Regions from separate parts of the Homo sapiens genome. Here regions 1 and 2 are each linked to region 3. A link is an interaction called in ENCODE POLR2A ChIA-PET data of the cell type or tissue named here. Cell type or tissue: HepG2. All regions are shown on one strand. Region 1 has its middle 17 kb from the start of LINC01622. Region 2 holds the start of LOC124901532 (small nucleolar RNA U13). Region 3 overlaps LINC01622 (long intergenic non-protein coding RNA 1622).

Region 1 (8,000 bases), 62 kb before region 3:
GTCCCTAACTAGTTTCAAGGGGCATGAGCTGCAGTGGCTTTTCCCTTTTGTTGGATACTGTGAGACCGGAGTTGGTTAGTGGCTCTCACGTGTGACAGCAGCATACGATTTCTCATCTGTTTCTGATTCTGGAGGGTCTTAGAAGGCCAGGCGGGTCCCATCTGTAAAAATGGAGAACCCTGTGAAAACGCCTCAAGGGCTGGCTTTTAAGGTGTCTCAGGGAGGTCTCAGCTAGTGACAAGCCAATCAAAGCCACCATTTCTTATTGGACATCTGTTTGTCCTCAGAGGGGCTTATTCGGATTCTTCCCACTTAGGTCCCTGGGAAACCATCTGATACTCCTGCAGCCAACGTGGGACAGGAAGAGCATAAGCAATCGGGAGATGCTTCCTTATTGGGAGCAGCACTGGCACTCCACGCAGTCGTTACCTGATGCTTACAGCACTGTAGATCTGTCTGTGTCATGGGTGCCCTTGGGCAACGTCTAGCTTGTTGACTCCCCGGATTCATGCTTAATTGAAGACCTAAAAATAAAGCTTTTCTGTCCCTGGTTTAGAATCAATGCATACTTATACAATGCAAAAAAAGGGAAAACAGCAAGTAATTAATTTCACCACCTAGCGATTATTAATGGCTAATACTTCGCTGTGTGGATAGACCATGCTTCCCTCATCCTTCCTAGGGTCTGTGGGTCCCTGATGGCATATCAGGTTATTTTAGCTAGTGTGAAGATAAATATCGTGTGTTTTTTTGAGACAGGGTCTTGCTCTGTTGCTCAGGCTGGAGTACAGTGGTGCCGTCATAGCTTATGGCAGCCTCAAACTCCTGGGCTCAAGCAATCCTTCCTCCTCAGCCTTCCAAGTAGCTAGGACTACAGGCATGTGCTACCACACCCAGCTAATTTTTTTATTTTTTATTTTTATTTTTATTTTCTTTTTTTTAAATTATACTTTAAGTTCTAGGGGTATATACCCAAAGGATTATAAATCATGCTGCTATAAAGACACATGCCCACGTATGTTTATCATGGCACTATTCACAATAGCAAAGACCTGGAACCAACCCAAATGTCCAAAAATGATAGACTGGATTATTTTTATTTTTAATAGAGATGTGGTCTTACTACATTGACCAGGGTGGTCTCAAACTCCTGGGTTCAGTGATCTTTCCCCCTTTACCTCCCAAAGTGCTAGGATTTCAGGCAGAATCCACTGTTTCCAGCCCAGATAAATACCTTTAATTTAATAGTTTAGTATTCATTTTAATGTATATCAGGAAAAAATATCTAGCTACTCTATGTATATGTTATGTCATGGACATTATTGCTTAGAATGAGGCTAAATGAAAAAGAGTCAATTTGTTTAAAGCAGATTTAAAAAAGAGTGTTAAGTAAATGTAGAAAAATTGTAGGTGACTAAAATCTGAGAAGCAATGTTCTTAATGCTTGTCCTTTTGTTGGACAGTTAGGTAGTTTCCAATGTTTTGCTATAATAAACAATGCTGGATGAACGGCTCTGTGCATAGCTCTTTGTTTACATATGTGATTATTTCTTTAGCATGGACGCCTAGAAGTAGGGTTCTTAGGTTATAAGTTGATATTATGAATAGTAGCACTGGTTTTGGCTCCACAACAGTGAAATCTTGGAAAAATAATTTTGTCTCAGTTTCCTAGTGCTTTTGTGAATGAAAAATAAAAAACGTAAACTTTAATTCATAGGATCAATATAGTAATGCAGATCAATTAAATATATACCCAAAGATCTTTGAGCTCTCCAAGCTTCTCTTCAGTTGTGTATCCAACTCCAGCAGCTACGTGCTTGTCAGAAGGAACGGTGCTTTGAGAGCTCCTGACAGAGGTAATGGATGCTTCTGGCTCATCGCTTCCTTCTTACCCATTTCACCAGAAGAACTGGAGGGGAAAATTCAGGTCACAGGGACAGGACACAATGGCCCAACCAAGGCTACACTACACAGGGCAAGTAGGACAGGTACTAGAAGCTGGAGACTCCAGAGGGTGAAGCATGGTGTCCAAGGGGTGCCTCCTTCTTTGTTCTGATTCACCAATGGATAACTTTGGGTGATAACAAATAGGACATAAAAGGGGCAAATGATAGTCAGTACAGATTACCAAGAAATTACTAACAATTGATGCTCTAGGCAGAAGGCAATTACCTGAAAACTGTATGGGCAGCACACAAGTTCAACTGCTTGAAGTGTGAACTAATTTATGAATTTACAGGTAGATTCATTAAGGAAGCCATAAGTGATAACTGGGGTTGACTTAGGCGGGAGAAATTGGTATGAGGTAGCAGGGCAACGTGCCAACACAGAATAGAGTAAAATTAACTAGCATACCTGGCTGACAGTTCAAATGACTCCTGAGTGTAGCCTTATTATGTGCTGATCTCCAGCCGAGCCAGCCAGCTGTAGATAGCCCATGTGACAGAGGTGGCTTACTGTTCTCCAGTATCCACTCTCCCATGGTGCCTTCTGGAACCCCTCTAGCTGTTGGAAACATGATCACCCATCTGCAGACCACATTTTCTTGTCTACCTTGCAGCTCTTTGTGACCGGGGGTTAAGTTTGATCCAATGGGAGGTGAGTAGAAATGAAGATACATTCGATGTCTCTTCTCTGTTTTTCTCCTGTTAGTTGGAGAAACTTGTAAGCCAGGTGCTGTCAAGACTCTCTCACCTTGGACCATTCATCACTGTCTTGCTACCTAACTGTCTTAGTCTGTTGAATAGCACTGACTGGGTAATTTACAATAAAAGGAACTTATTTGGCTCATGCTTCTGGGGGCTGGGAAGTTCAAGATTGAGGGGCCTTCTTGTTTACATCATCTCATGGCAGAAGGTGGAAGGGCGAGAGAGGGCAAGAGAGAGACAAAAGAGCCAAACTCATCCTTTCATAAGGAACCCACTCCTGCAATAACAAACCTATTCCCATGATAATGGCGTCAATCCATGCATGAGAACAGTGCCCCCTTGACACAAACATCTCCAATTAGATCTTACCTCCCAACACGGCCATACGGGGGATCAAATTTCCCACAGATGAACTTTGGGGGACACATTCAAGCCACAGCATTAAGAGAAAAAACTGTGTCTTATGTGGGAGATCATGTTACAGCATTATTATTGCATTTTACCTAACTAATACAATGTAATAACTGCAATAGCTACTTGTCTGGCACAAAGCCCTGCTCATTAGCAGTAGGTTATGTGTAAAATGTCCCCCATGCCCTCTGAAGCATCCTTTTGCACAAGAGGTCAACAACACAATTCTAGATGCGGGAATTTTAGTGGCTGTGAAACTGGGAAGAGAAAGCAGTTGTTCAAGTCTGATGTTATCAAGGGAAAAATTGTGCCCTCCATATCCTCAGAATAAAACAAAAACCTTTCATTATGCTTTTTTTATCTGGATGAATGACAGGGGCAGGTGGGAGGTTTATTTAGTTATCTTTCCTCTACTCAGCTGCAGAGAGAGATGTCAAGAAGGCAAAGGTCACACTGCAGGGTAAGCAGTGTAGAACATCCTGTCCATTCGAAAACCCACTCTGTAACAAAAAAAAAATGCACTTTTGAGTTTCTACTCTGTTGTTTTTTTCATGATTTTATCACTGAAACAGCAAGAGAGTAGAAATCTAAAAATATCTACTTGGACTCAGATATTCAGAAAAGCCAATTGATAGGTTGGTAATAATAGCAGGATTCTGGGATCTCGGAGCAACAGCATGGCCATTCTCTCCACTTCCTTGCTTAGAGGCAGTCGCTCGCTGCCTTCCCTCCCTGCACCCGTTTTGCCTTCTCTCCTGGCTTGGACGTAGCCCCTCACTCTATGTAGTGCCATGTCCTTGGATTGGAAAAGGGTAGTGGCCCAATGTTCCAACAGAGATGCACCAGGTTCCAAAGTGGGGAAATGACTATTTCATACTCTCATTTAAAATTCCAGTTCTATTAATAATTGATTATTGTAACAATTACAATTGTTACAGTTTCTATAATCAACATTTCTTATTTTGTTTGTAGAAAATGACAAAATGATTTAAAGTGCTCTTTTGGAAAAAGTTGATAGACTCATATTTTATTGACAATTGGACCACTCAAACTTCCTCATCCTACTAGGTCTCTTTCCAGAGACAGAATGAACTTCTAGCTGTATGTGAACTTTGTTCACTTTGGTATCGCAAACTTTGATAGATTCAACAAGATAAGGTATACCAGGAGAAAAAAAGTAGGCTGAACATAAGATTGAAAGACAGAAGACACAGGTTCAAATCTATTAGCCATGTGACCATGGCAAGTTAAATATGAAATGTATACTACCTCTCTTATGGACTGTGAAAGAATCAAAGCTGATCATATGTCAAGAATGAAATAACCCACAAATGCTATGTGATATTAATTACTCCTATTGCTGGGGCTTAGCCTTTCCCCTGCCTGCTATTCCATGCATCTGTAGGGCAGTCATTTCCAAGAATTGAAAGTGGGCCTCTTAGTTAGGAAAAGCTTTGTCTCCATCTCACCACTTTGCTCTTTTTTTTTTTAAGCTACACTATTTGGTCTGTTTTGCAATTAACATTAAGAGCATATGAGATTTTTACATTTCCCAAATGTGGATTATTTTCTAAAAAGGTTGTGCAGCATGATTCTAAGATAGAGTTCTTCATATGGCTTTATGATCTGTGAAGTCACTCAAAATTGCTTGTAAAAATGTGTGCTTGGATGTAAATTTTTCTGGAGAGAGGAGGTCTTAGTCCTTTTTCTCTTGCTATAACTGAACACCTGAGACTGGGTAATTAATTTTAAAAAAGAATTTATATCTTACAGTTCTGGAGGCTGGAAAGTCCAAGGTCAAGAAGCTGCATCTGGTGAGGGTCTTCTTGTGGTGGGGACTCACTGCACCATCCCTAGGTGGCACAGGGCATTACCTCATAGGGGGCTGAGCATGCCAGCTCCGGTCTCTCTTTTTTCTCTTTTAAACCACTAACGCCTCACCCTCATGATCTTATCTAATCCTGATTACCTCCCAAAAGTCTCACCTCTCAAATACCAGATATAGTTGGATTTTTACCCACTTAATATCACTACAATGGGGATTCAGTTTTAACATGAGATTCCAAGGGGACTAATACTCAAGTTTTGAGGTTCAGCTGAGTACTCTAGCAATGACTAGAGTTCACACATTGCTCTTTGTATGAGTCTGAGCTCATTGGTTGAATTCCTTCATATAAGTGAGGGCTGGCATTACATACTATAAATCATTTGGATGATGGACTAACATATTCACACTCTTTTATCAAATGTGGAAAGATTCTGACTATGGAATGTCTGACTTTCATGTGTCACTTCTACAAATGGTGGCCAGACTCAGGACGCTTTCCTCTCTGCACACTATTGCCTCTTGGTATTGTCTTCATCTTTACTTTCTCCTTCCTCCTTGTTGGTACAGACACCACACTGATGCCCAGCACCTTCCTCTCCCAGCCCCCGCCTGGGACTTGGCACCCTGATTGGTCCAAGCAGCAGCCCATGACTAGACTGTGGTCCAGGCTGGCGAGTCCAGGATGAGAGCATACTTGTCTCCAAACCAGCATCTCCTAATGAAAAGAAGCAGCAGCTTAAAATCATCTGATCAAGGGCTGATCCTTCATGTTCCCAGGCTCTGGGTGAAGCAGGGAGATGCTCATTTGTGCCTCTGTGCAATACTGGGGATCTCTGGACTCCATGAATAGAGTGGCTGCCATCATAATGGAGAGATTTGTCTTTTCATGGGTTTGGACCACAATGACTCAAAACCACTCTGTTTGACAGAAAGACATTCTTCTTTTTAAAGTTGAGCTTGCGACATGGCTAAGCAACGTAATATCTTTTGATGTTGATGTTTTAGTTTAAATTTAGTTGGGTTTCAGCCAAAACATAAACTAAGAGATATTGGAAAAGACCTTGGTTTGAAGGACCTACCCTCCTCTTCACTGGACTAGATCTGATGCTACCCATTGGTATGGGAGGAGAGGTTAAACCTAGAGAGTTCACTTCCTACGTGGCTGGGGCCTAGGACTAGTTAACATTTGCATCTCAGCTGTGGGGCATTGATGGGGTGTGGCAGGAAAAAGATTCAAGGAGGGAGACATATTTCCACAAGAAAAGATGTTCTTCTCCATCCCTTTTGGGAAAGATATGATATTTCCGATGGGGATACAGAGAAGGAGATGCTTGGGGTGATGGGGCCAACCTGCAAATAGGATAGCTAGGTTAAAAGTCCAGGGATCCCACTTCTGAAGGGTGGATATCTTGTGAGACACAAGGAAAAGTCCAAATTCACTAGAAATATGCCACTTTGCCAACTAGAGACTTCCTTTTGAAATCGGCCTATTCCAAGAGTAAAGAAATTTACATACACTATACCAATACTGGGAGAACAAAAGAACTGGATGACCTCAAGGGCGGGGCTAATTCTAGTACCTCTCCTCCAGCAGATGAGAGGCATCAAATATTTAAGGAACTATGCCTTAGAGTTCTAAGCCACGACAGGTAGTCACCACAGGGCCAACCACACTGAAAGAGGGGAATTAGAAAATGACTCTTGATGCTGGGGGAACTTGTTAGAGAGACAGTGAAGCCATCACTTCTCACAGCCCTAGGCAGCTCTTTTTGCTCCCAGGGATAAAAGGGATTCATCTAAGTTATCTATAAATCCCTTTCTGATATACCTGCCTCGCTCCCTCAGAGAACTCACCTTGTGAGCTGTGGTTGGGATTGCACACAGGATGTCTGCCCAGCAGGAATATTACCGTTTTTACTCCATACCAGGAACTGTAGGGGTGGGAACAAGGAAGAAGACACTGGTGGAGGTGGGAAAGGAAGGACATTACTGCAGCTGGGGGCAAGAGAGGAAGAAAAAGGAAGGAACATGTCACCGACTTTCACGCCAGGAGGAAATCTCCTGAGTTTAAACAGCTCTTTTCCATTACTTTGAGGCCTATGAAAGATGAAAGTCCTGGTCGGATTGGGTCTTGGTGTCTGGCCACATCACTTTACTCTGAGTCAGAAAAGACTTTCTGAAAAAGTACACCAGAGATGTCCAGAGACAGAGAGGAAAAGAAGCCCCCTGCACCCAGCTCAAGGTTAGGGTTAGGGTTAGGGTTAGTGTTAGGGTTAGGGTGTAGGAAGCGTAAACGGTTGCTGGTTGCTGGAGGCAAACCAACAGCCTTGTTCATTCAGTGATAGAGTAGAAGTAGCTTTTTAAACAAAAAAGTAGAGTAAGAGAGTGATCAGAGACTCTCAAAACACTCTCAGAAAGACAGTGTTCAGGAGGGTGGCAGGAAAACGCGATTCAGCTGTTCATAGGGTTGGGAGGAGCCAGGTGAAAGGGAGAGTTTGGGAAAGGAGAAAGGGGTGCTGGTGGACCAGAGGGAGAACTTCTCAAGGGGCCTTCTTCCTGGGCTGTGATGGAAAGCCCTACTAGACACATAAAAATCACAAGAACTCGCCCTGAGTGATATATATAAATACACTCGCTAATTATTACTGGAAGAGAGCATGACTAATGCAGGAGCAGATGTTTTAAAAAATAAAAGGTCACAAACATTTTCAGACTATTAAAGCATTTATTTATGTAGTAAATTTGCATCTGGATTTTGTTGTTCCTGCTTTGATCTCTTTCTCTCACACACGCAGCGAGAGGCTGGTGTTGGAAAGGTAGAATACCCAGGCACCATAGCTGTGATAGAAACAGTCAGAATGGGGCAAAGTCTCCTGAATATGCTTGTTGTTTCAAATCAGAGGAGAACGGAAATCCCCAGGATTATAAATCACTCAAAACCATCAAATGACATTGGTTATCTACACAATAACTTCAAATAAATGCCTTTTCCCCAGAACGGGGCCAAGTTGCAATGATTAATCTTAAGTTACTCTTGGGCTATTAAATAACAATCTCAAGATCTTTTTTGAAAAGCAAATGTCTTTTTCATATAAGCGAGAACCTGTAGTATT
Region 2 (8,000 bases), 130 kb before region 3:
TCTACTAACTCCTGCATCTATGTTATTTCTGGGTCTGTTTATGTTGATCAGTTTCCCTCCCGCTCATTGTCCATTATGTTCCCTTGCTACTTTGCATGTCTGGTAATTTTTGAGTGGATGGCCAGATGTAATTTTTATCTTGTTGGATGTCAGATATTTCTGTATTCTTTTAAGTATTCTTGGTCTGTTCTGGGACATACTTAAGTTGCTTGGAAACAGTTAATCTTTTTGAAGTTTGCTTTCAAGCATGGTTAGATGGAACCAGAACAGCCTTTGGTGCAGGGATTTTTTTTTTTCCAAGTCAGATGGGTGATGTGCCGACATCATAACGAGGTTTGAGGGAGGCACATCTCACACATGAGCAAAAAACCCAATCATCACACTTATGAACCACAAAAGAACCTGGTCTAGGGGTACTTTTTTCCTTTTGAGGGCACGACCATGTATTACAAGATTTCTCCACTCTGCTATGGGGACATCAAAGTTCCTTGCCCCTAGCTCAGGGATGATTCCACCCACTCACTCCTGATGGGTGCAGCTTCTTCACATCCACACCCTGACCAGTACTCAGCTGAAGAGTAGAGGAACCCCCTTTCCATCTCCAGACTCTCCTTCTGTGCAGGTCTCTCTGTGCAGCTCTCTTCCCTGTGAAGCTCTCTTTCCTCCATTACTCTCCTCTACGGGGTTAGCCAGAGTGTCTCCCTGAATTCTCACTTGTGTCCATAAACCAGTAGGCTTTGTTTAGATTCCATCTTTTTGCACCATCACTTAACTGAAAACGCTGTCCACCTGGTAAGCCGGGGCATCTCAGGGCTCACCTTGCTTGTTCCCCCTTTTCTCAGGAATCTCTGTCCTCTGCTGCCTCTTTTCCAGTGTCTGAAATTATTTAAAATTATTTCCATTTGTTGTTGTTTTTTAAGGTAAGAGGGTGAATCTGATCCATGTTACTCCATCATGGCCAGAAGTGCAAGTCCTGAGTATTGGGCTGTTTCAGCTTCTGTATCTTTGGGACTAATGCATTCTCTTCTCTAATTTCAGTGTCAATGTATCTTCTCCCTCTGCACTGGTTTTGCTAATGGTCAACACCTTAGCAGCTATTGCCTTAGATCCTCTTCTTTACCATCTTCTGTTGTTCTCTTCACTTGTTTAGTTCTTGTCTAGTTTCTCCTCTCATTCTTCCCAGCTTTTGCACAAGGTGGCTGGTCCTCCACAGATATCACCATCTGTGGGATCAGACCATAAATTTCTTTTTAGCAGATCCCACTGACAGTCCATTGGCTTCCACCTTCCAAATGTCCACATTTTTTGCCTGCATTTATTTTTGCAACAGTGTTCTGCCACTGCAGCTTCACCAGCAAAACAGCTATGGCCAGCCTGTCTGTCTGTCTGTCTGTCTGTCTGTCTGTCTGTCTGTCTGTCTGTCTATCCATCTGTCTTTCTATCATCTATGTATTGCCTATCTATTTCATCTATTATCTATCATCTGTCTATCACCTATCATTTATCTATACATCGTCTATTTATCAATCATCTATTTATTCTATTTGATCTCTGTATCTATCATCTATTATCTATCATTTATCCATCATTTATCTGTCCATCATCTATCAATCATGTATCTATTCAATTTCATCTATCATCTATCCATCATCTACTTACCAATCATCTATTTATTCTATCTTATCTATCCATCCACTGCCTATCTTTTCATCCATCCATTTATCCATTATGTATTTATCTTTCATGATTATTATTTTTACCACTGCTTCTCCCTGGCTGAAGTTGTTGTGCATGGAGGAAAGCTCCAGCAGGCTGGTGTCACTTTTTGTTAAGGGTTATCACCAGAGTGCAGTGCAGGGTGTGCCCATTTTCACCAAGGCTTTATGCCAGACACTGTTAGACCTGGGATATTTACGGATTAGTTTACCCTTCAGCTGATGAATCCATTTGTCCCTTTAGGCAATTAAATATTTCAGTTATGATCTTTATGTTATTTAAATCGTTGAGATCAGGCTTCCTTTTATTCCTCTTAGTTCCCTGTTGAAGTCCCAAACTCTGAAAACATAACAGATCATCTGTCTCTCACAATTGTTAACATAATAGATCATCTGTGTCTCACAACTGTTAAATGTGCCTATAAACAAACTCTCCCCGATGTATGGTGTCCCTTTTTGCTTTCCTTTCTTCTTTTCTAGATTAATTCATTCCACAAACTTTTATTGACCACCTATTATTGCATGGACTCTACTAGGTGATAGATACAAAGATGAGTAATCCATGTCTGTCTTTTGGGATGCTAGCTTTGAAGATGATCACAACCCAATATGGTAAGTACCACGACAGAGGGGCAGAGGTGAGCACAGGGTGCCACGAGAGGAAGGAGATGGGGGCCAAGTCCACATTTTCTAGCATTGACCTTACCTTATATAGGAGTGTGGAGGGGTTAGCAGGGAAAGAGTGTGACAGATATGGGAGGATAAGCACAAAGATGAGCGTGAAGGCCATTTGAGATAAAGTACGGAGTTTGCTTTGACTAGATTGTGGAGGCACAGGGTAGGAAGGACAAGGGTCAAAAATGGAGAGGGTGGGCAGGTAACAGATCATGAAGGATCTTATATGGCATGTGAAGACTTTTGGACTTTATACAGAAGTGTCTAGAGTCAGTGAGGTGAAAGGACCAGATTAGAGTGGAAAATGGATTATGTTGGAACAAGACTAGAGAAAGAATAACTGAGGGACTTGGTGTACTTGGTTTAATTCAGATGAGAAACAATGATGAACTAAAGGCACCACTGCTGGGTGGAGAGAGAGAGGGAGAGAGAAAGGGAGAAATGGAGAAAGATGAAATCAGGAAATATGCAAGGCAAACCTGAGAGAACTCAGTTGTAGAGGGAAGAAGATAGAGAGGAGTCCAAGTCCGAGGTGACCCTTGGGTCTCCAGCATGAATGGTTGTAAGAATACCTGGGCTATTCACTGGAATAGTGGATATTAAAGAAAGAACGTATTTGGACTACAAGATTATGAGCTAAATTTTGGATACTTTTGATATATTGAATTTGAACTGTTTGTGACATGTAACTGGAGCCATCTGAAAGCTAATTGGATGTATGGTTTAGCAGCTCAGTAGAGACTTTGGGAGTGATATAGCAGTCTTCAGCTTATAAAGGATAAGTCCAAAGGATGGTGGAGACTGGGGGTGGAGGCAGGTCACTCTCATGCAACAAAATTGCACTTGCAGCCTGTAATTACGTGCTTTCCAGATCTTTACTGTCTTATTTTCTTTTCTAAAGAGTTGTGAAAACATGACTTCTGGCATTGTCTGTCTTTGTCATTACATCTGATAGCTATAAGAATATTTAACAATGAATTAAGCAATTTTTACATTTATACTTTCAATCTGCGTATCTGCATTTTTTTCTGCTGGCTAGGGAGAAAGAAGGGTGTGCCAACTACATTCCTGCGTAAGGCTGTGTGAGGCGCTGCACCACACCCCTGCACACTCGGCTCCTCCAGTGGAAACGTGGAGCCTCAGTTATACAAGTGACCCTCACTGGCTTGTTGGGTGTTTTAGTTTTTACCCCGTAACACTGAACTTTGTTACACAGAATGTCCTGTGATTTCCCAACACAGTAGGTATCTTCCTGAGTTTCTCGACCGGTAGTTTCACATTGGTCAGAATTCCTCTGTTGGCCAAGCTTAATCTTACACATTGATTGTTTTAGTGACCTATTGATGTGAAGGTGGAGTTTTGGGACTTTACTCAGGTTTCTCAGTGCGGTGGTAGAAAATGACCTTGAAAGTGAGACAGATCTGGGGTTGATCCCAGCTCTGTGACTGACTGGCTCTGTGATGAAGGAAAGTCTCTAACCTCTCTGAGACTGAATTTCTATAGCTAAGAATCAAGGAAGAAATAAGGTTGTCATGGGGTTGTTGCAGGATCTGATGATACGCGTGAAGTGCTCAGTGCAGAGACTGAAACCTGCAGAAGAGCTTAATGAGCTGGTCATTGTCGATGTCATTTCTGTCATACTTACTCTGTGCTCTGGGGGTCAGTTTTGCTCAGTTCAACTAGCGCTTAGTGAGAACCTTGTGCTTTGCCCAGGCCTTGCATTGGTGTTCCTCCTTGGGGGTGGGGGAAGCACATTCTAAGTTTTAAGAAATGAATTAATATCCTCAAAGAATTTACCCTAAAGTTAAGTTAAATCGCCGTTATTTCCTACTTTACATTTCCTGTGGTACCCACTCCCTTCCTCCATCCAAAGGAAATATTTTAAAAGGATTTCCCAATCTTCTTTGGACTTTGGGAGAATTTTGGTCTACGGTGATGAGGCTTTCCCACTCCATGTTGCCATCTGGAATTCTTTGTTCAGGCTTTGGCCAGAAAAAACACCGCCACCACCACCAACACACTAACTTAGGAAAATAACATTTGGCAGGAACTTGGCAACAATAACCCTTTGTTGCCAGAATCCTTGTTCACAGTGTGGGTGGCTCAGATGGCACTTAATTAAATGTATTTCCCTATAAATTCTCACAGTGTGCTTATTTTCACTGATGTCTAATAACCACCCTATCTCTAAAGCAACCAAATTTCACAGCCTGCAAAACAGGGAAATCAGCCTGTGTAAATAACATATTGCTTTTGTTAGTACTCAGCCATATTCCTCATCATTCTGAGTGACAGTGGACTTATCTGTTATTATTTCCCACTGAATGCTTTGTCATTCAGTATTTTCCTACTACCTGGAGTGACTATATAATAAAAATAATACCTACTATTTTCAGTGTCAACTATGAGTCATGCACTGTACTGGGCATGTATTCATTATCTCAATGAATCTTCACCGTCTTTGTGATAGGTACCAGTATTCTCATCTAAAAGATGGGAAAAAATACAGTGACTCCATCTCCACAAAAAATTTTTTTAAACAATTTAGCCACGTGTGTGGCACACACTTATAGTTCCTGCTACTTTGGAGGCTGAAGCTGGAGGATCACTTAAACCCAGGAGGTCGAGGCTGCAATGAGCTGTGATTGCACCACTGCACTCCAGCCTGGGAAACAGAGCAACGCCCTGTCTCACACACAAAAAAAGGAAAAAATGAGGAAAAGAAGCCTGAAAAAGGTTAAATATTTTGCCCAAGAACGTACCACTGGACTGGGAGTGATGGGCCTGGCCAACACGGCAAAAACACGTCTCTACTAAAAAATACAAAAATTAGCTGGGCATGGTGGTGCACACCTGTAATTCCAGCTACTTGGGAAGCTGAGGCAGGAGAATCGCTTGAACCTGGGAGGCGGAGTTTGCAGTGAACCAAGATTGTGCCACTGCACTCCAGCCTGGGTGGCAGAGCAAGACACTGTCTCATTAAAAAAAAAAAAAAAAAAAAAGAATTTGGCAATTATTTTCAGCATTTTAAAGACACCATCCCATTGTCTTCTGGATTCTACTGTTTCTTCTGGAAGATCAGCTATCAGCATAATTGTTACTCCTTTGAGTATGATGTGTGCTTCTCTCTGGCTGCCTCCAGCCCTCACCCTCGGCTGTTTTGAAGATTCTCCTGTGTTTTTTATTTTCAGCATGTGTGCCCATGAGGTTTTCAGCAAGATGTCACTGTGATGTATCTCAATGCTTATTTTTTGCCTTCTGAATTTATTCTGCTTTAATCTTGTAGAGCTTCTTAAATCTGCAGATTAATGTCTTTAGCATTTTGGGAACATTTCTGGCCAGTGCCTCTGTAAATATTGTTTGTGTCCCTTTATTCCCCAGCCCCTTTTCCTAGAATTCTAATGACCTGTACATTAGACCTTATCACTGTGGCTTATGTTTTTCAATCTGTGTATTCACTTATTTGCGGTTTCTTTTTCTCCAAATTCTTTGCTTCTCTAGTTCTGAAGCCTCAGTAGTCCCGGATTCCAGGTTTTGGAGTGAAGCCTCCTGAACACTGAGTCTCTGCCTTTGTGTTAGTGTTGCTTGGGAAATAGCAGATGCTTGAAGGGGAGAAGCAAGGAATGACATTGGACTCACCTGTTGGGGGCTTTTTCTCTGGCATCGTTGCCCCTCCAGTACTGGCTGACTTGGTTATTCTCTGTTGTCTTTCAACAACGTGTTTTTTATTTTGTGCAGCTTTTGTAGTTAGGATGTAGTGCAGGACGGTCGGATTGATGCACGTCACTCCATCAGAGCCAGAAATGGAAGTTCTGGTTTAATAAGTTTGAGTTAGAAGTTCCGTTTCTTTTCTTTGGTCTCATTTTTCCTAGTCAGGTAATGAAATACATATTACAGAGGCCATAGTACTGAAATTAAAATTTTAAAAACTAGATTTTCATTCTAGAATCAATGGAAAATTGCTTTGCGATGATGAGCCTTCTGGTTTCAATTTCTTTGTCTGTAAAATGGACACGATCTCATCTACATCATTAGCAGGCTATTGTTTTTTTTTAAAAAAAGTTTTTTTTTTTTTCCTGACAAAATGCTCTCATTATTCTTCCTCATTCTTTTGTAAGTTAGCTCCACGGGGAATTGAGAAATGAATTCTTAACTAAAAACCTTACAGTAAGAGCCGGCGGCAGCAGTCATGCTTACACTGTGTCATGCCCGTGTTTACCACCTCCTCACCCTCAAAGAACATGGGGCAGAAGGGCGAGCAGATGCTAACTCAGTGTGCAGCCAGTCGGAGGGCAGTGGGGGTTCAGTTTGTAATACCCGTACAGGCTGGAGTCTGCACAGCATTCGGAAGAGATTTCAGGTATTTTCTAACAGGAAAGAGAAATGCGTGTGTTCACAGAGGTGACTCTTACCTACATGGAACACCTGCGCCCATTTCAGAAAACCACAGCGTTACGAGAGTGGATACGTGCCTGTTAATTTGAGCACTGCTAAGTACATAAATAGATGATCCGTTAATGTACACAGCTTGGTCGTCTCAGTAAGCCAGAATTGAGTCAACCTTTTTCCAGGTTAACCTAATCTAAAAATAACACTTTCATCTCTTATTAATAGGCTAGTTGTTATCTAATGTTTTGCTGTGGGTTCAGGGTTCCAGAATAAATCATGCTTTGATTACAGGGTGGATCAAGTTAACGTTGACTTACTCAGGATGAGGCTGGGCAGAGCTGTGGCCTGTCCCAAGTCTCATCTAAGACAGAACTCATCAAATCCTAGGTCTTGTTTATGTCATGCAGGAGAAGGTACAGAAATGCTTGTATTTTATCTGGCAAGAGGCACAGTGTGGCTGGAGCAGGGGAGGGAACAAAGCATCTAAAAATATTCTTTCTTGCTTTTAGTCCTAGTAAGAGATTTTGTCCCATTATTAATCCAAGTTATGAACTAGAAGGATTAACCCCAGGGGCAGGTACACATCTTAGGTCCACTGGTCCTCCATTCGCTTAAAAACCCCTCCAGGTTCAAGGTCTCTACTTCATTTCCATCTTGACAAAGTCTTGTGGACTTTTTTTTTTTTTGAGACAGAGCTATTGCCCAGGTTGGAGTGCAGTGGTGCGATCTCAGCTCACTGCAACTTCTGCTGCCCAGGTTCGAGCAATTCTCCTGCCTCAGCCTCCCGAGTAGCTGGGATTACAGGTGCCTGCCACCGTGCCCAGCTAATTTTTGTATTTTCAGTAGAGACAGGGTTTCACCATCTTGGCCAGGCTGGTCTTGAACTTCTGACCTTGTGATCCACCCACCTCGGCCTCCCAAAGTACTGGGATTACAGGCATGAGCCACCACTCCCAGCCCTTTTTGGGGGTTTTAAGAGACATTTCAGAGTATCTAAGTTACTGTCATTTTATTTTGAAATTACACAGGTAAGAAAGAGAGCAGGAAGCAGCCCCAAGAGTGGCCTGGCTTGGCCTCAGGCAGGGAGGCATGCTATATAGGACATGAGACATCTAGGGATCAGGTGATCTTGTCATCCACTCAGCAGTGGGTGACACTTTCTACACTGAGCTCCAACATCATGGTCAAGAGCTCCCTGATGTCTTTCCTTCTTAATCTCCT
Region 3 (8,000 bases):
CCCTCTCTGAGCTCTTACAGCAACTAAGCCACTTTACACAAAGGTGATTCTCCATCACATTGAGGAGATTTGTGTTGTTTTCTGTATAAGTTCATAAAAGCAAGGTTTTGAGTTTTTAGTTTTTTTAAATTGTGGAACAATACACGTAACATACATTTACCACCTTAACCATTTTTAAATGTGCTGTTCAGTGGCATCGTTGATTGACATTGTTGTGTAATCATCAGCACCATCCATCTCCAGAATTTTTTTACCTTCCCAAGTTGAAACTCTGTCCCCTTTCACCAGTAGCTCCCCGCTCCCCTCCCCCAAGCCCCAGCAACCCCCATTCAACTTTCAGTCTCTGTGATTTTTGACTGTCTAGGAACCTCAAGTAAGTGGAATCATGCAGTATCTGTCCTTTTATGAGTGGCTTATCTCGCTGAGCCTGGGGTCCTCAGGGTTCATCTATGTTGCAGCATGGGTCAGGGTTTCCTTCCCTTTTTTTTTTATTGAGACAGAGTCTCGCTCTGTTGCCCAGGCTGGAGTGCAGTGGCGCGATCTCGGCTCACTGCAAACTCTGCCTCCCGGGTTCAAGCGATTCTCCTGCCTCAGCCTCCTGAGTAGGTGGGACTATAGGCGCCCGCCACCGCGCCCAGCTAATTTTTTTGTATTTTTAGTGGAGACAGGGTTTCACCGTGTTAGCCAGGATGGTCTCGATCTCCTGACCTCGTGATCCGCCCACCTCGGCCTCCCAAAGTGCTGGGATTACAGGCGTGAGCCACCGCGCCCGGCCTCCTTCCCTTTTGACACTGAATTCCATGCTGTATGCATAGACCGTGTTTCCTGATGGATTCCTTCATCTAAGGATGGATGCTTGGGTTTGCTTCCATCTTTTGGCTTCTGTGAATGATGCTGCTATGAATGTGGTTCTACAGGAATCTGTTTGAGACGCTGCTTTCAATTCTTATGGGTACACACCCAGAAGTGGAAATGCTGGGTCATAGGATAATTTTTTGTTTAATTTTTTGTGGGTCTGCCATACTGTGTTCCACAGTGGCTACACCATTTTACATTCCCACCAACAGTGCACGAGGGTCCCAAAGGTTTTAGTGTTTACCTCCTTTGTGTCCCCTGGTCAACAGGTTCACCCTGGCCAACACTTTGGCCTGAAGTTATTTAAACCAAGAGGCTTTGTATACAGTCATTGCCACACCACACTCTGTGTCTGCTGACCAGCACGCTGTGGGAAAACACAGTTAGGCCTAGCGTGCTGGGGCACTCACCCCCACAGTGCCTTCTTCCCTGGATATGGGATCCCAGAGTGTAAGAGTTGGAAGAAACACAGTATCAGTAATGACTGGGACTCTTCTTCAAATCAGTTCTAGTTATGTCATTCAGACCTGCAGAATGACATAACTACAAGGGGTTGGGGACAATTGGACAACTGTAAAATATTGCAAAACATAGTTTTAAGCTGCCCATATACCCAAGTGATAATGTATGGGCTTTTTGAAGATATCCACATGTCCCAGACAAACAGGAAAGGTAAGAACAGGCATTAAAGAAACCTCCATCTTGTTGTTTTTCAAAAAAGACACAGAAATCTGCCAGGAGAGGTTTAATACTCTTGTTATCAGGACTAGCACTTTCTGATTGCAAGTGGCAGATGAGCTTTATCATAAACCTAGCATTTAGAGTGCTTCCAAAAGCAATCTTAATCTCTTCTTATCTTCTCCAGGAAGACGAGGCTGCCGGCACAGCCAGCAGGGACTCGTTTTTATGGTTCTCAGGTGTCTAGATGCTGGAACCTGCTGTCTGGTTTCTATACATTTTACTTGCCTCCTGGGGATGATGGGAGCATATGCCAGGCTGAGATGGGTGGCAACCTACATTTTAATTCTTTAAATTGCTAACTCCACCCTTGAGCCTACAACAAGTAGGTCTGCACTGCAGAAAGAAATCACGTCGCCATGGGGTCGCTGCGAGTAGTTCCTTACTGGGTGGGATGTGGAAGGGGAGCGCTGAGGGACAGCATTGGGTGGAAGCAAGATAGCAACAGCTGCAGGGAGCAGCAGCGGGACTGGGGCGAAGGCTGTGCTCTGGTGAGCTCCGTGTAACACAGGAGGGCTGACGCTGGCCCAGATAGGCTGGCGCTTGCCAGAAAAGGGCATTAGCAGGAAGACCCAGGAGCAGATTTTCAACACGGGTTGCACAGTGTAATTAACTGGAGATAGTTTAAATATCCAGATTTTCAGACCACACCCAAACCAATTAAAAAGAAAAGGGCTTCTGGGGTCAGAACCCAGGCATCCATATTTTCAAAACCTCCATAGGTGAGTACAATGCCCATCGAAAACCATGGAGAACCATTGCAGTAAGACACACTTGCATATCACGTGTGTGACACATGTGTGACACCTTCCAAAAAGCAAAAGCATTTGGGGAAAATTAATGAAGAGTGATAAATAGCTTATCTTTAAAAATGTACATCTTGGCCAGGCCTGTAATCCCAGTACTTTGAGAGGCCAAAGTGAAGGGTCATTTGAGGCCAGGAGTTCAAGACCAGCCTGGACAACATAGGGAGACATCAACTCTCCCAAAAAAAGTACATCCTGCAAAGAACAGACTGGGTGAATATAAACAAAATGTTAGCAATAGTCATCTTTGTATAACAGTGTGGGACTATAGTTTATTTTCTTTTGTGTTATCTTTGCATAACCGTGTGGGACTATAGTTTATTTTCTTTTGTTTTCTTCTATTTCTCAGCAAAAACTCTCTAATCTTTTATAACAAAAGTCATACTTCAAAAAATCTCATGATAAACAGTTTGCAATTTGCTCATAAAAGGAGAGACCATATTATTTAAAGGATGGGGGTTGTTGTGGAATCTGGTGTGCCCCCTGGAAGATAGCACAGAGCTAACACAGGGTCTCTGGCAGCTCCCGGAGGGGCCGGAGCCAGGGGCCAGCACACCGACTCCTTGTGTTTGCCCTGTGTGGGGCCGCATGTCCTGGCTCTGTCAAGGCTGCCGGTGGCTCAGTGTCCCAGATAGGCGGTGCTCACTGTCTCCCAGACACCAGATGAGGACACCCAGGGCTGTGGAGCCTTTTTTTTTTTTTTTCTGAGATGGAGTCTCGCTCTGTCACCCAGGCTGGAGTGCAGTGGCAGGATCACGGCTCACAGCAAGCTCCGCCTCCCGGGTTCACGCCATTCTCCTGCCTCAGCCTCCTGAATAGCTGGGACTACAGGCATCTGCCACCACGCCCGGCTAATTTTTTGTATTTTTAGTAGAGACGGGGTTTCACTGTGTTAGCCAGGATGGTCTCAATCTCCTGACCTCGTCATCTGCCTGCCTCGGCCTCCCAAAGTGCTGGGATTACAGGCTTGAGCCACCTCGTCCGGCCGGCTGTGGAGTCTTCTGCTTCCAGATGTGCCACTGACTTTCTAACTGGCCCGAGTGAGGTCACTTACCCCGAAGCCTGATTGACAGCCCCTCCCCTGGAGTGCGTTGTGAACACTGAAAGTAGTGTCAGTGAAGGGCTTGGTTTCTCTCCAGCAAGAAAACTTGCTGTGCACAGTGCAAAGTCCAAAGACTTGAAGATACTTCAGAGGTGACACTCCCCCCGCCAAAGACTTCCATGAAGTGGGACCTGCTAGATGTTATGGTTCTTTCCATGAAGTCCCAGGAAGTCCTCCTGCTTTGATTTTCAAAGCTGCTATCATGCTGTTTTAGAAATATTGCTTTCACGGGTCTTCTCCAGTTGACAGTAGATGCCCTGTGGTTCATTTGTTCTCATGCTGGCCTTAGCTCTTTTAGGATAGCCTCCAGTCTCTGTGTTGAATAAGGCAAGGTCAAAGCAGCAGCCTCCTTGCATTTATTCCGTATGCAAATGCACCTTTAGCCTGTGCTATTCTCCAGGGCAGTGGCATGAAGTCAGGAATCACAGGGGATAGGTAGGTCTTATTCCCCCGCTGGGATGGGTACTCGTGGCCTGGAGCATGGACAGATTTCCGAGGATAGAGAGGAAAGGCAGGGGCTGGAGATTTTAAGTGGACTTTTCTCACCCACATGTGGAAAGGAAGTTTGGAGTAGAGAAGAGTTGTTCCCTCCGACACGTTTCAGGCCATGCCTTTACGTCCATCTAGCCTGCTTGTCATCTGCACCCCAGCACCCATCCCCTGCAGCCCCCACAGTAACACCAGGTCTGGCCTCAGAAGTGCCTCCCCCAGCCTCAGGTCCAGTCTCAGGTGACCGTGCAGGGTGCTGCCTCCTGGGCTCACTGCCCAGTGAGGAGAGGAGGCAACGGGGAGCTTCCACATCTCCTCTAAAGACTCACTTCTTTCCTCATTCCATCCTTTTCGATCTTTGCTTTGCCAGTTCCCACCATGGGCATCTGGAATGAAGGACGGGAAGAAAGAGAGAGGGAGAAAGGGGAAGAGGAGGCGTCTGCCACTGCCTTGTTTGCTCACTTCAAAGGGCTCCCTAATGAGTCTGTCTATTGTCTAAGCTCCTTGTCTATACCTGAGTTTTGCAATCTATACACCTAGGGAGATCACAGGGAACCGAAAGGAGCCTCTCACCGCAGGACGGGACAGCCCACCCTCCCCCTCCACATGGAATCAAAGGGGCAATTGTCAAAGGCAAATGAATTTGATCTGGAGGATTGCACAGATACTGGAACAGGTTCAGTGAAAGAGAAAAGAATGTGCATAGCCGGTGGGGGTGGAGGAGGCAGGAAGATGGGGAAGGGGAGCTGTTGGAAGCCAAGATCAAATTAATTCCCACTTAGATCACCTTTTGATGTATTTCCTCATCCCTGCTGCCACAGTGGTGAGCTCCTGGAGATTTCTAGAAATTCCTTTCCCATATCTATTCCCCACTCTGTTCCCTGTGTGCTGGGCCACTGGTTGTCAACCGGTGTCTGGGGAGGGAGGAGGTGATGAACATTTGCCAAAGTCGGAGATGCTTTCCATTGTCACCACAAGGGGAAGGGGGTCCCTGGCCCTCAGCGGTGGGTGGAGACCAGGGGTGTTTCTAAGTAGCCTACAATACACAGAACAGCTTCCCACAACAAAATATTATCTGACTTAACACGTCAAAAGTGTCATGATTGGCCGGGCGCGGTGGCTCACATCTTAATTCCTCCCACAATATGAACTGATGAAGTGGCAACAGTGCCAGATATGGCTTGCAGAATCCAGGATGTGTACTGTGCCATGGGTGTGCTGAAGGGGGATAGTCACTACTTCCCCAGCAGCATCCAGAACACTATGAAACCATGGTGCACACACTGTACTATGTGGCTGAGAAGATGCTAGAAATGGGACAGAAACACTCTTAGTGAGTAGAATTTCCTGTTTCCAAATTTCTTTTGCTTGAGCAGTGTCCACAGAAGACAAAGAACTACTGATATGAATATGTGCATGTCTGTGTCTGTGGGTATGGCTGCAGTTATGGCTGTGTCTACGGCTACATCTGCTGTGTCTATGATTACGTCTATATTTATGTCTGCCTCTATGGCTATGGCTACCTTTATGTCTATGTCTATGGTTTTGTCTACGTCGATATCAGTGTAGATGTCGATGTTAATGGCTATGTCTATGGTTTTGTCTATGTCTATGTCACTGTTGATGTCTGTGTTGATGGCTATGTCTGTGTCAATGTTGATGGCAATGTTGATGGTTATGTCTATGTTGACGGCTATGCTATGTCTATGTCTATGTTGCTGTTGATGTCTGTGTCTCTGGTTATGGCTGTGTCTATGGCTATGTCTATGTCACGATTGATGTCTGCGTCTGTATTGATGGCTATATATATGGATGTGGCTAGGCTATGTCTATGGCTATGTCTACGTCACTGTTGATGTCTGTGTCTGTGTTGATGGCTATGTCTATGGCTGTGGCTATGGCCATGTCTAGGTCTATGTCTACGTCTATGTTGCTGTTGATACCTACATTAATGACTATGTCTATGTCTACGTTGCTGTTGATGTCTGCGTCTGTGTTGATGGCCGTGTCTATGGCTGTGGCTATGGCTATGTCTAGGTCTATGTCTACTTCTGTGTTGCTGTTGATACCTACATTGATGACTATGTTTATGTCTACATGTACATCTGTAGTTATGGCTATGGTTGTGTTTATGTCTGTGTCTGTGTCCGTGGTTGTGTTTATGTTCATGGCTATGGTTATGCCTATGTGAGTTTTCGGACCTAAATTGGGGTCCGTTGTGGAGGACTAAGACTTCCAGTATGTCTTTGCTCAAAAAAATACCCAGAGAATATGATTTAAGCTCCAAATGATAATTAGTTATTGGATCTCTGTCTTGTTCAAGTGCTTAGTTACCATTGCCACATATGCCTTCAACAATCCACAGTTATTGATGTTTTCCTATGTGTCAATTACTGGATAAGCACTGAGTACACATGGGTGAAAAGGACAGACACTGCCCCTGTCCTCATAGAGTAAGTAGTCACTTGGTTGCTCACTCTTTTTCTCCCTCCTCTTTCAAAGCTTTCATGAAATTCCATCCTAGTTTTTTTTTTTTTTTTTTTTTTTTTTCAGACAGAGTCTCACTCTGTCACCCAGGCTGGAGTGCAATGGCACGATCTCGGCTCACTGCAAGCTCCGCCTCCTGGGTTCACGCCATTCACCTGCCTCAGCCTCCCAAGTAGCTGGGACTACAGGCGCCCACCACCATGCCCGGCTAATTTTTTGTATTTTTAGTAGAGATGGGGTTTCACCATGTTAGCCAGGATGGTCTCGATCTCCTGACCTCATGATCCACCCACCTCGGCCTCCCAAAGTGCTGGGATTACAGGTATCAGCCACCGCACCCGGCCTCCATCCTAGTTTATGACAGAGGCTATGAAGTACCAACAGCAAAAGTATCTCAGAAAGATACCATAAAAAGCCTACAGAAAACATACCTATAAAAAGCCTTCTGTGAAAGTTGTCTTTTAAGAGCAAAACATAGAAGCACAAATCATTCCACACAGCCCACTGTTTAGGAGTCACAGCTTACTGGGCAATGCCAAGTGCATCAGAAGGATGGGGGGCTATGGATCCTTTTGGGAATGAACTCATTTTCCAGTGAGATGAACTAGTGTCAGGAAGGGAGAAGTGGTTCTGAATACACCCTCAGGTGGACAGGTCACAGAAACCTACCACCAGCCAAGCCTTGGGGACTCATCTCTGAGCCTCATGAAAGAGGAGCTAGAGGTACTATCTTCATGAAGAGGTGGTGAGATCCAGAACCCAGTGACCAAGGATGTGTGGGGAGTACAGGGTGTCTCGGGCAAAGAAGGACCAAAGAGCACACAGGGTGCTTTTGCATCTTCAAGGCTGGCAGCTGCAGGAACGCTGGGAGAAGACACTACTGGCTCACATATTGATGTCGTCCTTGAGGATAGATCTTGGTAAGGGGTCACCCTCAAAAGCTCTTCCTGCAGGGACCTTGTTGTGGGCTGAATTCTGTTCTCCTTAAAATTCATACATTGAGTCCTGACCCCCAGGACCTCAGAATGTGCTGTCTTGGAGATAGGGTCTTAATGAGGTAATTAAGGTAAAATGAGGTCATAGGGGTGGGCCCTAATGTGATGGCTGATGGCCTCATAGAAAGAGATTAGGACTAAGACAACACACAGACTGAGGGGTGACCATGTGAAGACACAGGGAGAAGACAGCCATTGACAAGCCAAGGAGAGAGGCCTCAGGAGACAACTATCCTGCCCACATCTTGCTCTGGAACTTCCAGCCTTCAGAACTGTGCAGAAATGAATGACTGTTGTTTTAGCCCCCTCATTTGTGGATTTCGTTATGGCAGATCCAACAGACGAATGCAGACCTCAGTAAGAAGAAAATGGGTTAGAAGAGCACTAGGGGCCCTTCATGGCTATTGATGAGGCCCTCTTGGACAGGCTAAAATCACTGGGTATTTTCAAGGGCAAGCATTATGAATCCAGCAGCAAAGCCAATGGAAGTTGTTACAGTTAATGTCAGCCAATAAGAACTGCTATGGT

What was found. ChIA-PET counts read pairs that join two places held together with the same protein. Peaks named below come from ENCODE experiments on the same cell type or tissue, not always from the same donor. Only the 100,000 strongest peaks of a DNase experiment are listed, where the experiment ranks them.
Region 1: POLR2A ChIA-PET joins it to region 3 with 13 read pairs; 2 of 35 experiments call an interaction of 5 or more read pairs at or near these places.
Region 2: POLR2A ChIA-PET joins it to region 3 with 19 read pairs; 2 of 35 experiments call an interaction of 5 or more read pairs at or near these places.

What each region holds. Positions count from the first base shown.
Region 1 is chr6:1,113,922-1,121,921 of GRCh38, reverse strand. No RefSeq gene overlaps it. Among named protein-coding and RNA genes, the nearest start is that of LINC01622, 17 kb to the right of the region's middle. In HepG2, no CTCF peak of the experiment used is centred here; DNase peaks (open chromatin) are centred at 3,471 and 4,201.
Region 2 is chr6:1,178,920-1,186,919 of GRCh38, reverse strand. It overlaps LOC124901532 (small nucleolar RNA U13), which reads right to left and starts at 402; the gene lies at 300-402. In HepG2, a CTCF peak has its summit at 4,047; DNase peaks (open chromatin) are centred at 3,659 and 4,029.
Region 3 is chr6:1,051,721-1,059,720 of GRCh38, reverse strand. The region is part of intron 1 of LINC01622 (long intergenic non-protein coding RNA 1622); the gene reads left to right. Among named protein-coding and RNA genes, the nearest start is that of LINC01622, 46 kb to the left of the region's middle. In HepG2, no CTCF peak of the experiment used is centred here; DNase peaks (open chromatin) are centred at 3,040, 3,480, 3,850 and 4,530; H3K4me3 peaks cover 2,156 bases.